Regions from separate parts of the Homo sapiens genome. Here region 2 is linked to region 1. The links are chromatin contacts, found by Hi-C or POLR2A ChIA-PET in ENCODE. All regions are on one chromosome and are shown on one strand. Each heading gives the region's core, a stretch centred on a gene start or an enhancer-like site at or near the end of the contact. The rest is flanking DNA. Distances are from core to core; before and after follow the strand shown. Region 1 has its middle 73 kb from the start of LINC01365. Region 2 has its middle 16 kb from the start of MAD2L1.

Evidence for each region. A loop is a pair of places that touch in the nucleus more often than their neighbours do. ChIA-PET counts read pairs that join two places held with the same protein, here RNA polymerase II (POLR2A). Pooled maps may share reads with other maps.
Region 2: a loop to region 1 is called in a map of Panc1, with 17 times the contacts of the local background. The contact joins two enhancer-like sites. A Hi-C loop is called at or near these places in 9 of 168 maps with a recorded cell type or tissue (Calu3, IMR-90, PC-3 and 5 more) and 9 of 50 pooled maps. POLR2A ChIA-PET finds 5 or more read pairs at or near these places in 2 of 52 experiments (AG04450 and HEK293).

Annotation. Positions count from the first base shown.
Region 1 is chr4:119,727,910-119,735,119 of GRCh38, forward strand. No RefSeq gene overlaps it. Among named protein-coding and RNA genes, the nearest start is that of LINC01365, 73 kb to the right of the region's middle. Within about 2 kb of position 2,367, at least 12 of the 41 ENCODE cell types and tissues checked have a DNase peak (open chromatin) inside an H3K27ac peak, as active enhancers do; they include IMR-90, Panc1 and ascending aorta, where a contact is called at or near this core.
Region 2 is chr4:120,047,722-120,054,944 of GRCh38, forward strand. No RefSeq gene overlaps it. Among named protein-coding and RNA genes, the nearest start is that of MAD2L1, 16 kb to the right of the region's middle. RefSeq lists an enhancer at 1,978-2,357. Within about 2 kb of position 2,315, at least 13 of the 41 ENCODE cell types and tissues checked have a DNase peak (open chromatin) inside an H3K27ac peak, as active enhancers do; they include IMR-90, Panc1 and ascending aorta, where a contact is called at or near this core.

The DNA.
Region 1 (7,210 bases), core at 1,117-3,616:
AAGACGTTATTGTTTCCCATGCAGCCCTTAGAGTACAGAGGAGAAAGCGAATGTGTAGATTTTTGAAGATACAGTTTATAATAATTTAATACATACAAAATGCTGTTAGAGTATTGTGGTGGTGGCAACTATTTTTTTCTAAGTGAAATGGTAAAGGAAAAATTTTAAAGGCAGTTGCCATTTGAACAAGGTTTTGAGAGACAAACAGGAATTCATCCTAGAGAAAAAAATTGCCAGATGTGGGGACATATTAGGAAAACAGTTTTGGGTAAAGGCATGAAAATAAGAATGAATAAAGTGTTTATTTCCTGTGATTAACACTAGCAACCTATTGAGTATTAGTATGTGTCATTTAACATTCACAACAACTCTTTTGATCCCGATTTTGCAGATGGGAAAACTGAAATTTAGAGAAGCCAAGTACTTTGTCTCTAGCTTATGCATCTGAAGGTAGTCCTATTGGGTAACAAGACAGTCTGATTGCACAGCTTGTGTTATTAGCCACTGAGATAAACATTACAGTTTAAAACATTTGGAAGTATATATGGGATGGCTACAGATAAAGCTGAAGAAGTAGACTGAAGATTAATTGTAAAGAAATTGGTTTATCAAATCAGGAGTTTGAACATTGAGGATTATAAGCAACTGAACAATGTCCAAAGCTTTAAGGAAAGGTGTCAAATGACCACACTCATGCAGAGTAAAGGGTGGATTGGGGGAGAGGGAGATTGGAGGCCCAGGAGCTAAAAAGGAGGCTACTGTCTCCAGCTATGTTAGAAATAATGAAGATAGGAAATTAGACCATGATAGTGAGATGGAGAAAAATGATAGAATCAAAAGATATTTTTCCATTAATATCAATCAGACATGTTCATGCCCAAGTCAGTATATTTTCTTGTAATCACCTGACAGGTTCTTCCCGCCTGCTGCACAGATAGAACCAATTCACTGAGACAGTGCTATTGCAGTAGAGAAAGAGTTTAATAATTGCATGGCTAGCCAATCGGAAGGACATGGAGTTTGTTACTCAAATCAGCATCCCCCACAATTTGGAGGCTGGGGATTTTTTTAGGATAGTTTGGCAGAGAGGGCTAGGGAATGGGGAATGTTGATTGCTTGGGATGGGGATAAAATCATAGGAGGTCAAAGCTGTCTTTTTGCACTGAGTCAGTTCCTAGGTGGGGTCACAAGACCAGTTGAGCCAGTTTCTTGGCATGGGTTACTAGTCTGGGTGGTACTAGCTGGTCCATCAGAATGCAGGGGCTGAAAAATACCTCAAAACACCAATCTTAGGTTTTACAATAGTGATATTATCTTACAGGGGCAATTGGGGTGGATACAAGTCTTGTGACCTCTGGCTACATGACTCCTTGTGGTTAGTTTTACAAAGGTGGCAGTGGAGGGTGTTTAGTTTCAGGAAGGGGCTGTGATCATCTTTGTTTTAAAGTTGAACTATAAATTAAATTCCTCCCATAGTTAGCTTGGTCTATTTCCAGGAATGAACAAGGGCAGCTTGGAGGTTAGAGGCAAAATGAAGTCAGTTAGGTCAGATTTCTTTCAGTGTCATAATTTTTGTAAAGGTGATTTCACTCTGTTGCATTGCCATTCCTCTCCTTTGACTCAAGTGCCAAAAGTAGAACTTGTCCCAACCCAAGTGATTACAATAACAATTTCAATCCACCACCCTAATCTTAGAAAGAGTCTGGTAAGTCCATGCTGGGGGTATTTAAATAATTATGTGTAGAAGACATTAAAATATGGTTTAAAGTGCTAAAGACTAAACTAACATACTTTAAAACAAACTATACAAAATTAGTAAAGAATATTTTGTCAAAACGCTTTGATACAATCTCATTTATCTTTACTAAGGTGTCAACACCTTTGGGTTAAATTCACCCCAGGGTTACTGTCATTATAGCCAAAGGTCTACATCTCGGCTTATTCCATAAAGCCTGGTTATTTTTTTTAAACTCTTGATTATTTCTTAATAATAGTTTTAAGTTTCTTACCAAGTTAATGCAACAACGTTTTGCACCCATTTGAAAGCAAGGCATCAACCAAAGTTTCCCAGTTGCTTTTGTATGGGACAGAGGAAGTCAGCTCTATGTCTCCTTGTGACTTTTGGCCCTCATCTAAATTAACTGGGACGTTTAACTGAAAATCTGCCCAAACAGTTATGAATATCCAGCAGGATATTTTTGGAATTTCATGAGAAAATATCAATTACCAGAGGAAAATTTATTAACACAAGCTGTACTTCCCTTAAGTGAATTTCTTTTATCTTGAAGAATTACTTCATGCAGGTATCTGGTGTCACCACAGACCATGCATTGTAACTTGCTTATCTTTAGGGATGTTTGGCCTGTCTGTGTGTACTTGGCAGCTTTCCCTACGCATTGGCCAGGGCCATGTCATACAACTGCCATTAGTCAGGCAAAAGCAAACATAAACAATGTTTGTGAATCATTTTTCCACTTTTAGCCAGTTATTTAAAAGCACAACATCATAAACTTGGGAAAAATGAGAGATAAGCTGACATATTTAATGCATTCTATAGCACACTAAAAGATTCCACTAGATCGTAAAAAGAATCCTAAAAATTCTGTTTAATTAGTTATACATTGCGTGATGGACATGGAGGTTACCTGAAAATGGTATAGGGGCCAAGGGAAAACTTTCCCTTCACCTTGTAAAAGTTTGTTGAAAAATAACTAACAAAAAGCAGATTAATAAGAGAAAGGTCATAGAAATTTATTAGTGTGCACAGGGGAGAGTCACAGAGTAATTACTCCAACCCTTCAAGGGGGCATGGAAGCTCATATACCATCTTGAGGTTACTGAAAGAATGAGGGCTCAGAGCATGACCCCAAAAAAGGTTATGGTGCTAAATCAGGTTTTAGGAGGGCAGGAGAAGAAGACCTGGCTAGGAAAAGTGGTTTTGTTATGTAGAAGAACCTCACACGTAGCAGCCTTCAGGGAGTATAGATGGCAAATATTTCCTTTAGGCCTGTAAAAGTATCAGACTGTCAGTGAATCTTTCCTGGATCTGCACAAAGGAGGACCTTGGAGAAAGCCTGGTTGCATCAGTGCAGATTTTCTCTCCAAATGCAAATCTCCCTGACAGAAGACATCTTCATCGATTCGTGTATTTCTAGCTCTTCTTAACAGCCATCTTTAAATATTTCAAATAAATATATTTTGGGGTGAAATATTTTGATTTCCTTCAATGGCAAATATTTTTTCCTAATGTTTTCCCAGGTACCTGAACACAAAATAAAACAAATCCTAAATCATGTGGGAATAATGTTATGTCTTCTTGTGATTGACTTTCAGCTTGATATTTTGCATCATTGCTAGATAAAAGAATGCTTGGAATGTTAATATGGAATGTTGAGCACTAAATTAGAATTCAGTGTTGTAAGATTTGAAACAAACATAGCAATTAAGAGGTTTTAAATTCTTGTATTTCATCACTTCTGAGAGACCATTTCTTTATAGAGTGTTCTACAAAACAGCAGCCCAAATGACAGGGAGATGGAGAAGGAAAATGGAAAAATAGGAAAAATTATCCTTCTTCTTTTGGTTCAAAGGCATGTTTGAAAAAAATGTTAGGGGTAAATAGTGATAAAAAAATGCTGACAGTGTGAACTTACCAGTGTTGACTAAACAGTACAAACACATCAGTATCGTGATTTTAACTTACGGCTAAAATATGAAAAACAATAGGAGGAAAAAAACCCGACCTATTCTCAGTACCCATGTGACAGTAGGTAGGTAGGCAGACATGAACAGGGCACAAGAGGCTCCCCACAACCAGAAATGTCAAGTGACCATCAGGTGATGGTCAAGCAGTGGTTAAACTGTCTCTTTAAAATAATTGGTTGCAGCCAGCACCAGAAAAAGGCAGTCTCCCTATAGATAGAAAACAGCTGAAACAGATGACCAGCAGCTTCCTGGTAAGATCTCAGGAGCTGGGCGAGTCGGCTCAACCCTGCGTATTAAAAGGCAAAATGGTGGAGTTTAATTGGTATATGACCTCCCTCTAGGAACACCCAACTGGTAAGGGAAAAACACCTCAAATAAGCACGTGCACAACTTCAGTAAACACACTGTGCATGCGGCCCCTCCCAAGTGCTGGCAGGCCAGTACATGTGCAGAATGCTAATGTCTAAAACCCTAAGTCAAAGGTCAAATCAGACATTCAAATCTCTCAAGTGGCCCACTTGGCCCTCTTCCATGTGTACTTTATTTCCTTTTATTCCTGCTCTAAACTTTTTAGGAAACTTTCACTCATGTTCTGAAACATGCCTTGGTCTCTCCCTCTGCCTTTTGCCCTTAGGTCAAATCCTTTCTTCTGAAGAGGCAAGAATTGAGGTTGCTGCAGACCTGTAGGTCTTCACCACTGCTAACACCCAGACTGTCACTGTCAATGTGAAGAAAGTCTCTGCATCACATACTATATTAATGGACATAGTGTGACTCAGGTCTATGGGAGCGTCTAACACTAACATACCTGCATCAGAAGGTAAGACCAACTGTGAGGGGCCTCTTCATCTGCTTCCATAATATTCTGGGAACTTAAAAGGAAACCAACCTGGAATCAAGTGGTGAAGTGGGATCTGTGATGGTTTTTTTCATAGTGAAGAACCCAAACACACCCAGAGAATGATCATATAGTTACATGGTCCATATAGATATGTAGTCTACCCAGAGTTTCCTAGCAGTTTAAAAATGGATCTGGGGATAACAGTGTGATCTGAGAGACCAAAATAAATGCCCCTTTATTAACTAAGATGGACTCAAAGGTTAAGGAAACAAAATTACCTTTGGGTTGAGGGTTCAGGAATTGGCTGGCATGGCTACTTCCTAAATTCCTACAGCTATAAGAAAAACCACACTCTTGCTACACTCTCTAATAACAGGATCTATCAAGCAAATTGTCAGAACCCTCCTAACTTTGATTTACAACCCAGACCACTGCAACTCTGGTTGAACAGAGGACTAGCCTTATAGACACTCCTTCCTGATAAGCTAGGCCAGTTTCAGCCAGTTCATAGAGACTGCATACAAGCTGTCTTTGTATCCATGTTCTGACACAAAGAGCCAAATTCCCCCTCATTTTAATGCTAAAACCCCACCCCAAAGTGAACATGAGGTTGTTGTTATATATGTCTACCCATTGCACATGCTCTTGGCTTCCCTCTTAAATATGTATAGCCTTTCTCCCAAACCTGCTGGATATATATAATACAGGCCCTGTGAGACATTAAACTCAACCTTTCCTTCCCCTCTTTGAAGAGAGAGCACCTTCAATTCACTTTGGAGACTGTCTCTTCCCAGTTTGCAAGCTGATATCACCAGTAAAACTTTTCTTTCTAGTATTTAGCCATCCTTGTGGTCCTTTGCATAAGAGAGAGCGAGAAGGATGTAGAGAGCTCTAAGTTTTTAGACCCCGAGAAAGGGATGGAAAGGGTTAGTTCTGCTTGGTCTACTTAGAGATTCATTTGATTAAGCTTTCATCTGGGCTAGGCTGCTTCATATCTGGATACTCTGAGGTTATACAAAATACAGGGCTTCAAACTATTCAGAATCAAAGGTATATGGATAGGGAACCCTTGCATTTCAGTCCGCCTCTGGGTAAATCCAGTTCATTGCAGGAGAATTCAGCAGTGGTACTTGACACTTGGTCACTCCCTCACAGAGGATAAAAAGTGGTGGATACAGCCTGATCACACCAACTAGCTTATAGGCTGTCTTAATACATTCTTTAGTGATTACACATGCTCAAATTCATGAACATCATTGGTTTACAGAAAGCAGCAATGTTTCTAGTATCTTGTATGTTCTAAGAAAAAGCCATTTGCCATTGGAAGGGCCAAAGTAAAACTTCTTCTTCACTCTCTGAAGGTTCACTGAAAAATCAGCTCACAAAAGGCAGATTAATTGGAGAAAAGGCATACAAATCTATTAACATGTATGAGAGACAATCATAGCGTGATTACCCAACATCCCAATGAGGTACAGATACTACTTTGTAGAGGAAAGGGTGATGGAGAAGTGCAGATGATTTTAGCGGGGTAGTAAATGATTTTTAGGGGAATTCAATGGACTTGAAGAGCATACAATGAACTGGGACAAAGTCTACTGGGCCCACAGAGCGGGCAGTGGTTTGTGACAAAATCGTCCAGGTTTGTTGACAGACTTCAGTCTTATTTTCTGTGATGAGCTCAGTTAATAAAATCTCCAGGAAGGGACCAGAGGTAATTATTTTTTATTTGTCAGGTCCAGACTTTAGGCAAATAAGAAACTTCAGAGAACAGATTTATCCTGTGCTTTGGGAGACCCAGAAGATTGAGAGATAGGAGGAGTGGGGAAGAGTAGGTCAGAGAGACCTTGAGCCTCTTCTTCAGTTCAGCATGTCAGAGTGCCATATTTCGGGGTGTTGGTTTCTTTTTTCTTTCTTTTTTTTTTGAGACAGAGTCTCAGTCGGGAGTGCAGTGGCGCGATCTCGGCTCACTGCAACCTCTGCCTCCTGGGTTCAAGCGGTTCTCCTGTCTCAGCCTCCCGAGTAGCTGGGATTACAAACACACACGGCCACGCCCGGCTAATTTTTGTATTTTTAGTAGAGACGGGGTTTCCCCATGTTGGCCAGGATGATCTCGGACTCCTGATCTCAGGTGATCCATCCGCCTTGACCTCCCAAAGTGCTGGGATGACAGGCGTGAGGCACGGCGCCTGGTCCTGGGATATTGGTTTCTAAACCCCAACACCATTTATAACTTTTCAGAGTTAAAGTCAATAGAGTAGAATTTTAGCAAATTGAAGAAAGATAATAGGGTCATAATGTCTACAATCTTACAATGATGCTTGATTCATATTTTTATTAAAGAGCCAATTTAGAGAAAAATTGTAAATAATGGTGATGATGTGAATCAGAGAAGAGGCAAGAGTTCAGCAATATGGAGGCCTTTCACTGCCTATCCTAGAAAACGCTGTTCTTATGTGTTACGTGGAGTATAGATACCAGTGCTTGGGGGGCTGGAGTCTCATTCTGATGCCATAAATTTGATTCTGAGCTTAGATTATTTGTTTAAAGCAGTTATCTGAAGTGAGACAACACTTACAAATAGATAATAGGACTGCTGTTTAAAGTTTCTGAAAAACCACAGAGCAAGACAATGTATTGAAAAGAATAAACAGTGGGGATTTG
Region 2 (7,223 bases), core at 1,065-3,564, 320 kb after region 1:
AAACAGTAACCAGAAGCGAGAAGAGATGGCTATACAAATATTTTTTTAAAAAAGCTTTAAATCAGAAAAGACAAGAACAAGAGACAAAGGAGGAGACAAAGAAGGACATTGCACACTTAGAGGGTTCAACCCAGCAGAAGTTATAACAAGTATAAACATGCATGCATCTAAAAACAGTCAATTAAAATACATAAAGCAAAAACTGAAAATTGCATGGATAAATAATCAGTTCTACAATAATAGTTGGAGATTTTAATATCCCACTGTCAATAATGAATAGGACAACCAGACAAAAAATAGGTAGGAAATAGTGAACTTAAACAACACATGAATCAGCTATATCTATCAGACAAAATTATGATTACAAAAAGAAGCATGGTGGTTACCAGGGGCTGGAGGGAGGGGAGAATGAGGGGTTATTGTTTAATGGTAATAGCATTTCCATTTTACAAGATGAAAAAGGTTATGGAGATGGATGGTGGTGATGGTTGCCCAACATTATGAATGTATTTAATACTACTGATTGTACACTTAAAATAATATGATGGCAAATTTATGTTATGTAAAAAACAATTTAAAAAACTAGAAAAAAATGAGAAAAAAGCCAATAAAAATTATTCTTGTTATTTATTTTAATTTGATAGATGAGCTCTTAATAGAATAACAGTGACAGAGTCTGTGTCTCAGTCAGCTCAAGCCACCATAACCAAATCCCATAGACTGGGTTACTTAAACAACAAAAGTTTATTTCTCACAGAAAAAAATTATTTCTCACAGGAGGTTTAAAGTCCAAGATCAAGGTGCTGGCATTTTCAGTTTCTGGTAGGGGCTCTCTTTCTGGCTTGTAGACAGCCACTTTTTAACTATATTTTTACATGGCAGGGAGAGAGAGAGGTGAGGGCGTCAATATATGAATTTAGGGGGACACAATTCAGTCCATAGCAGTCTCTCATTTATTTCTTTAAACTGAATTTTCACCCTAAAAATCACATAGAAGAGATAGTACAAGGTGATGCTATGCCAGTAATACCAACATTTAAGCACATCACAAAGACAAAACTACACTATTTCCTCTTTCTCTCTTTCTCTCTCTTTCTCCCTCTCTCTCTTTCTCCCTCTTTCTTTTCTATTTTCTTAATTCTATTTTTTCTCTTAAAATTTTTAATCGATGATAAAATGTCTGTATAGAAAAGGAGGTTGTATACTGTTAAGAGCATGAGCTCTGGAATCAAACTACTACCTGGTTTTGAACCCCTGATCATTACTCACTACCTATGTGACACTGGGAAAACCAGTTATACTATTAAAGCCTCCATGTCCTCATCTGCAAGACAGAGATGATGATAAGTTACCTCATAGGGTTGTTATGAATTTTAAATAATACCATAGAAAACTTTCTATGGTACCCAACATAGCAATCTCTCAGCTAATGTCAATTATGCTTATGGGAAGACTTTACATTTCAAAATAGCAAGCAATATTACAGATATTCTTCCATGACCAAAGGGAAGGCAGAGAGAAAAGGTAGTAAAGTCAATCGAGCAACTACAGGTGGCCAAGCTCTTTGCCAGGTAGTTCATGTACATCATTTGCATTTCCTCGAAGTAGCCTTATGAGATAAGAATTTTCATTTTTACAGATGGAGAAACTGAGGCTCCATCAGTTAAGTAACCAAGAGCCACATACCGAACAATTCAGAGAGTCCAGTGTGTCTGATTCCAAAGTCACATGGTGTTTCCACAACGAAACATTGTTTCCTCCCAGATGTGTGTTGGCTCGGGGGGCAGGACTATATTTTAAAGCACATCGCATTTAGGCAGGCTCCTAAATTATTTAGCTGGCATGTACATGCGAATATCGTCATCATCCTTCAGCGTTTGTATTCGGTGCTCATACTCCACTCAATCTCTCCTCCCCAAAATGGCTGGTTCTGGAACCCCTAAGCACTTGGCAGCATGTTACCAACTCTCAGACAGGAAGTTTTCATTCTCTTCCACAGTTGATAGTCGATGCCTGAGACTTTAAGGAGCCACACCGCGGGCTTGAGAGACGCTGGGAGTCGCAGTCAGGACTGCGAAAGAACTCAAGTGATGATTCACCTCCTGAGGTCTACTTGCTCACATCTCTATGGCAGATACCGGGCTGCGAATTGTGGCTCCCTTTTGACTAAACCTTTTCACTCCCTGCTTAGCCTGGTCTCTATCCTGGGTCACTGCCACTGTGAGTAGTTTCGCTTCTAATTCTGGCCATCTGGACCTCTACTTCCCAGTTCCTGATTTTTGCCTCCACAAAGTGAAGGATGCCCAGGCCCTGAGAGCAAGCACGTACTCCACTGCCCTTTGCTGCCCTCTGCTGACCATAACTGGAAATGATGGTTACTCTTTCAGGCCCTGTCTCAAGGCAGGTACTACAGTGAGAAGAACGAAGCCTGGAACACAAAATTTTGAGGGTGAGCCCCCAAACTAACTAAATTAGATAAATAATATTTTAATGCAATAGTTTTAAAAGTCAAAATAACTGTAAAAAATACATGATGAACAAAATATGTAAATGTACCCTAAATCATACTCCTAGCTTCTGTGTACACAAGCCATGGCATCTGTCTTTTTATTAAAGGGAAAGTCCTAGTATCACAGTAGAAAACCATGCTACCAGTATTGATCACCTTTTTTCCATCATTCACATAGATTTTTAAAACTCACAAAATTTAGAAGAAATAAACAGCAAAAATGAGAACGTCCAAGTGGAGCAGATATACTAGGTGACTCCTGAAGAAAGTAGGTAATTAAGAGAACAGAAGAAAAATTGATCTTTCAACAAATATTAACATCTTCATAGTTAAGAAGCAAATGAATGGGTGGCTAGAATCAAGCACAGTAAAAAATGTTTATGTTTTATGTTTAATTTCTTGGATATTAAAGATATAGGCTAAATGAATAATTTCATAAGAAGGCTTGAAGATTGAGTTTATGGACTCCTTTTCTATCTTGTCACTTGGAACATTCATCGTTCAGTATTAATGAACTAGATTACATTTTCTCCCCTTAATAGGTAGACTCATGCTATTTGATCAATCAATAAGGGGTAATTCAATAATCAGGATAATGAAAATGCTATTTCAATTTGTAGAGTCAACAAATCAACGAAACTGGAAGACAATAATAACTATAAAAGAGAATCTAACTAGTATTAAAATTGATAATGGAAAAAACACAAAAGTCTGAATGTTAAGGTAGCAGAGAGATGTGGCCAGCAATGTCAGACACAAATTCTTGTACCTTCTATAGCAAGGAATCAACATACTAAAATTGATGTAACAAAATATAGAGCTTGAACATATTCTTTAAAATTATAAAGATAACCACCAGAAGAAAATAATATGACTAGAAAAACTCAGGAGTAGATGGATAAAGAAATACGAACTAAGTTTCTCATCTTTCAATAGATGTGACCTAAAGTTGAAAAACAACAACAAAAAAAATAGTAATATTAACATATGCTTAAAGGTATGGTGATAACCACTAACAGAACAAAACATGTTTGAAAATAAGGAGCTAGATTAGACGTGGGGAGTGGGGGAATGAAGACAGGTGGATAATTTACTCTTCACTTGGTACCATTCTGTACTGTTTGATTTTATTAACTTATGAGCATATTAATTTTACACTATAAAAGTTAAAAAAATGAAAACAAAACTTTCTGCAGCTGCAGCTCTTGGCACTATTTCTTTCCCCAGCTGCAGTCACTCTCCTCATACTCATGGTTAGGTCCAATTGAGACAGGAAGAAATTAAAGGGCAACAGAAAAAGTACCTGCCCTGAAGTTCAGGGTTTCTGGGGTCTTCTTTCAATTTACTGTGTTCTGTCTTTACAGGGGCCTAATTCTTTGGAATACTAACTTTTGACTATTTCAGTCCATCAGATCTAGAATCTCCTTAAAGCTTTGCTAAACTTTGACATCATTCTCTTATTTCTTGAGAAGAGTAAGCTTGACTCCCTGGCTCTTTCTGTGATCCTTGAGTTTTAACTTCTTTTTTTTTTTTTTTTAATTTTGACTATGGTTAACTATTGGTCAGCTGGGACCAACCTGACCTGCCCAGGTAGGAATGAAAAGCATATGGAATAGTGGTGACAATTACTATTATCTGAATAAATACAATATGATATATTATTAAGTTAAAATAGTGCTAAGGGAGTAGAGTGATGGTCACTACTCCATTCCTCATGTTTCCACAAAGGAGAGACTTCACGCTCCTAGAGAGAACGCACCTGAAGATATTTGGGAATAGAGGTTTAATCTAGACTAATCACAGTCTTGCACTGAAGTGCTAAAAGCATGAAATGCAAGACATGAAGAAATCAAAACATCTAAATTTTCTAAGAAGGAATAATGTCTCAAATGTCATTCACTGAGAAAGTAGGTAATATACATGGGGAGTTTGCCAGAAGCATTGCCACTACACCTACCACCACCACCACCACACACACACATACACACACACACACTAAACATGTGGAAGCATAATTGTTGATGGGCAGTTTCTGCTCAGTGTATATAGATTTACAGCCTGTGAACTCTTGACACTGGCACCGCTGGCTGGCCCTCCCTGGAACAGAAACCCAGCTGTTTTCAGGTCCTTCTGTCTACAACACAGGTACCATTAAGTTATCTGCCATGCTCTTTGGGTGGCGACAACCGTGTCAAAAAAGATTACACCATTCACTTAATTTGGGGACCATAATTTTGCTTGTAATAACTTACATAGTGGAGCCACAGTTTCTTTTGTGATTAGTTACCCCTTGGAGAGCTGAATTACTTAGAAATTTGAATTAATTTTGAAAAGACTGAAGAAGCTGTAACCATTCCTATGAAAGACGGCCCAGGTTATAGCTGAACTTATAGGAACCCAGAGATCAGTGTAAGACCCTCTGGCTGAGAATGAGCCAATTGTATAGAATTGGGAATGAAGGAATTTGACCTTAATTTCTATGGGCTTTTCATTTGCAAGGGAATTTAGTCTGGAGGGTTAAAAAATGAGAAGAGTTTCATATTGTTCAACTTTAGAATATTTTTATGTTGTTGATCTGGTCTTGGCATTCATGAATACATTCATGAATGTATACATGAATATAAAATGAATACATTCATTAATTCTGGACAACATGACTGAGCATAATCAGTAATAGGAAATAGAATGGGGAATACATTTTCTGCTTAGGGTGCTGCATGCAGTTCTGTCTGACTCATGTTGCTAGAGACTTTTGTTGGCAAAAAGCGAAATGCCCATTGGCAGCTCTGGAGGGAATTAGTGTGGAAAGAAGGAGGGTTTAGGAAAGTGAGAACATGACGGCCCTGTGAGCAAGCAACTTCCCTGCTGAGAGGAACAGCCCACCCTGGCTTACTTCCAAGTTGCTTAAGTCCAGTGGGTTATGACATTGTTTCCCAGCCTTCCTTCATATGTGGCCTTCGTGTCTGCATATCGCTCACACTAATACTGATATAATATTTTTCCTTAAATATTGTGTATACTTTTAAAATCTTTCGCTCAATTTTTTACTCATGATAAACAATGTTACATATTTTTCTGATTACAACATATATATTACTAAAACTTTTTAAAAAAATGCCTGTCATCATGCTACCTAAAATCAACTTACATAATGCCAGTGGAACACACACTGTAATATACCAAGAGATGAAAAAGCTGGCAAATAGCAGGAGGGATGCTTGTTACTCCACTCTTAGGGTTTCTGTTCCAATCCTGATGACAGAAAACAGCACTGGAGTAACGTTCTGGGGCCCTCTCTCCACTTTTTCTCTCAGCCCATCCCAAGCAGCAAAGAAGAAATTTTTCCATGGCTTGTAGCAGCTCGAGTACAGTGCTTTCTAATTTTGCCCTTGGCAATTCAGCATGCAAGGCTTCCTCCTAGGTTGGAGTTGGGCTGGAGAAGGAAGAATGAAGTTGTCTGGCCCTTCCACCTGTGACTACACAGGCTGCTTGGTTCACTTAAGAAGGAGTAGCAAACCCTATTTCTGACTTAAGTGTAAGGCTCATTCTCCAATCCAGCTTTACTATAGAGTGCTGTAATTTGGGTAATAATACATATAATAAATTTCAATCTTCTTCTGTTTCCTGCATCTATGTCTCAAGTTGGTTAAAACTCACAAAGTAGAAGGATCAGGATTACATGTTAAACACAAATTCCAACACACCTTTGGTTACAAAAACAAGTGAAAGAATTAGAGAAGAAATGTTGCTGGAAAGAAAATGAATGCTCCTGTTTTAAAGCAAAATGCCCTGTGTGAACATTTAATGGCAGTATTATGAAAAGTTAATGCAATATTCAAATATTTTGACTACAAGTTCTTACTTCCTCAATTTGGAGTGAGATTCACACGGTATTCTAGTCTTTTTGTAGCTAAGTCTGGAGCAGGAGAACCCTCCTCTGTCCCCTAGACTCTGAGAGGAAACAAGATATAATAAAAGGATTTGGTTCCTATTGGTTTGGGAATTGGGCCAGCACATGGATTCTGGATGTTTGCAGTTGGGCAAATTACTTAACCTTCCTGAATCTTAGTTCTTAAATCTATAAAGTGGGGATATCAATTCTCACAGGGTTGTTGCAAGGATTGAGATAATGCATGTAATGAATGAATTTGAAGACTGATCCCTTCCCTGCCCACAAACTGAGCTAAAGATGTTCTATAAAGGATTCAGACTCCCCAGTGTTTCTTCATGGTTTTGCTTTATGGGTCTCCTCTGGGGCGATGGAGGCATCAGCGGAGTTGTAGAATTTCCATTTTGGATGCAGTCCTTCTCTCCCCACCCTCTTCTCCCTCACAGCCCTAAATTGAGGTTTGGGGGCTGTTCCTTGCTCCAGAGGACTCCTCATTTGGAACTCAGACTTAATTTCCTTTATCTCATGGCTCTCCCCATGTCCCATCATCAGTTTCTAAGACCACAGCTTGTGGCCCAAGTCTTCCATTTCCCCACTAACCCCAACCTCCATTCATTTAGGAGTCAGCTGAACAGATGTAAAGCACTTCAGTGGTGCCTGGCATACAGTAGATGATCAATACCCATGAATTTCCTTTCCTAGACTTGGAGGCTGTAAGCTTTACAGCCTGTTTTTAAAGAGCTGTACTGACTCTTATGAGTGTGAACACAGTGATCCAATAACTGCATGTTAGATATGAAATATTTTGCACATCACAGACCCAAT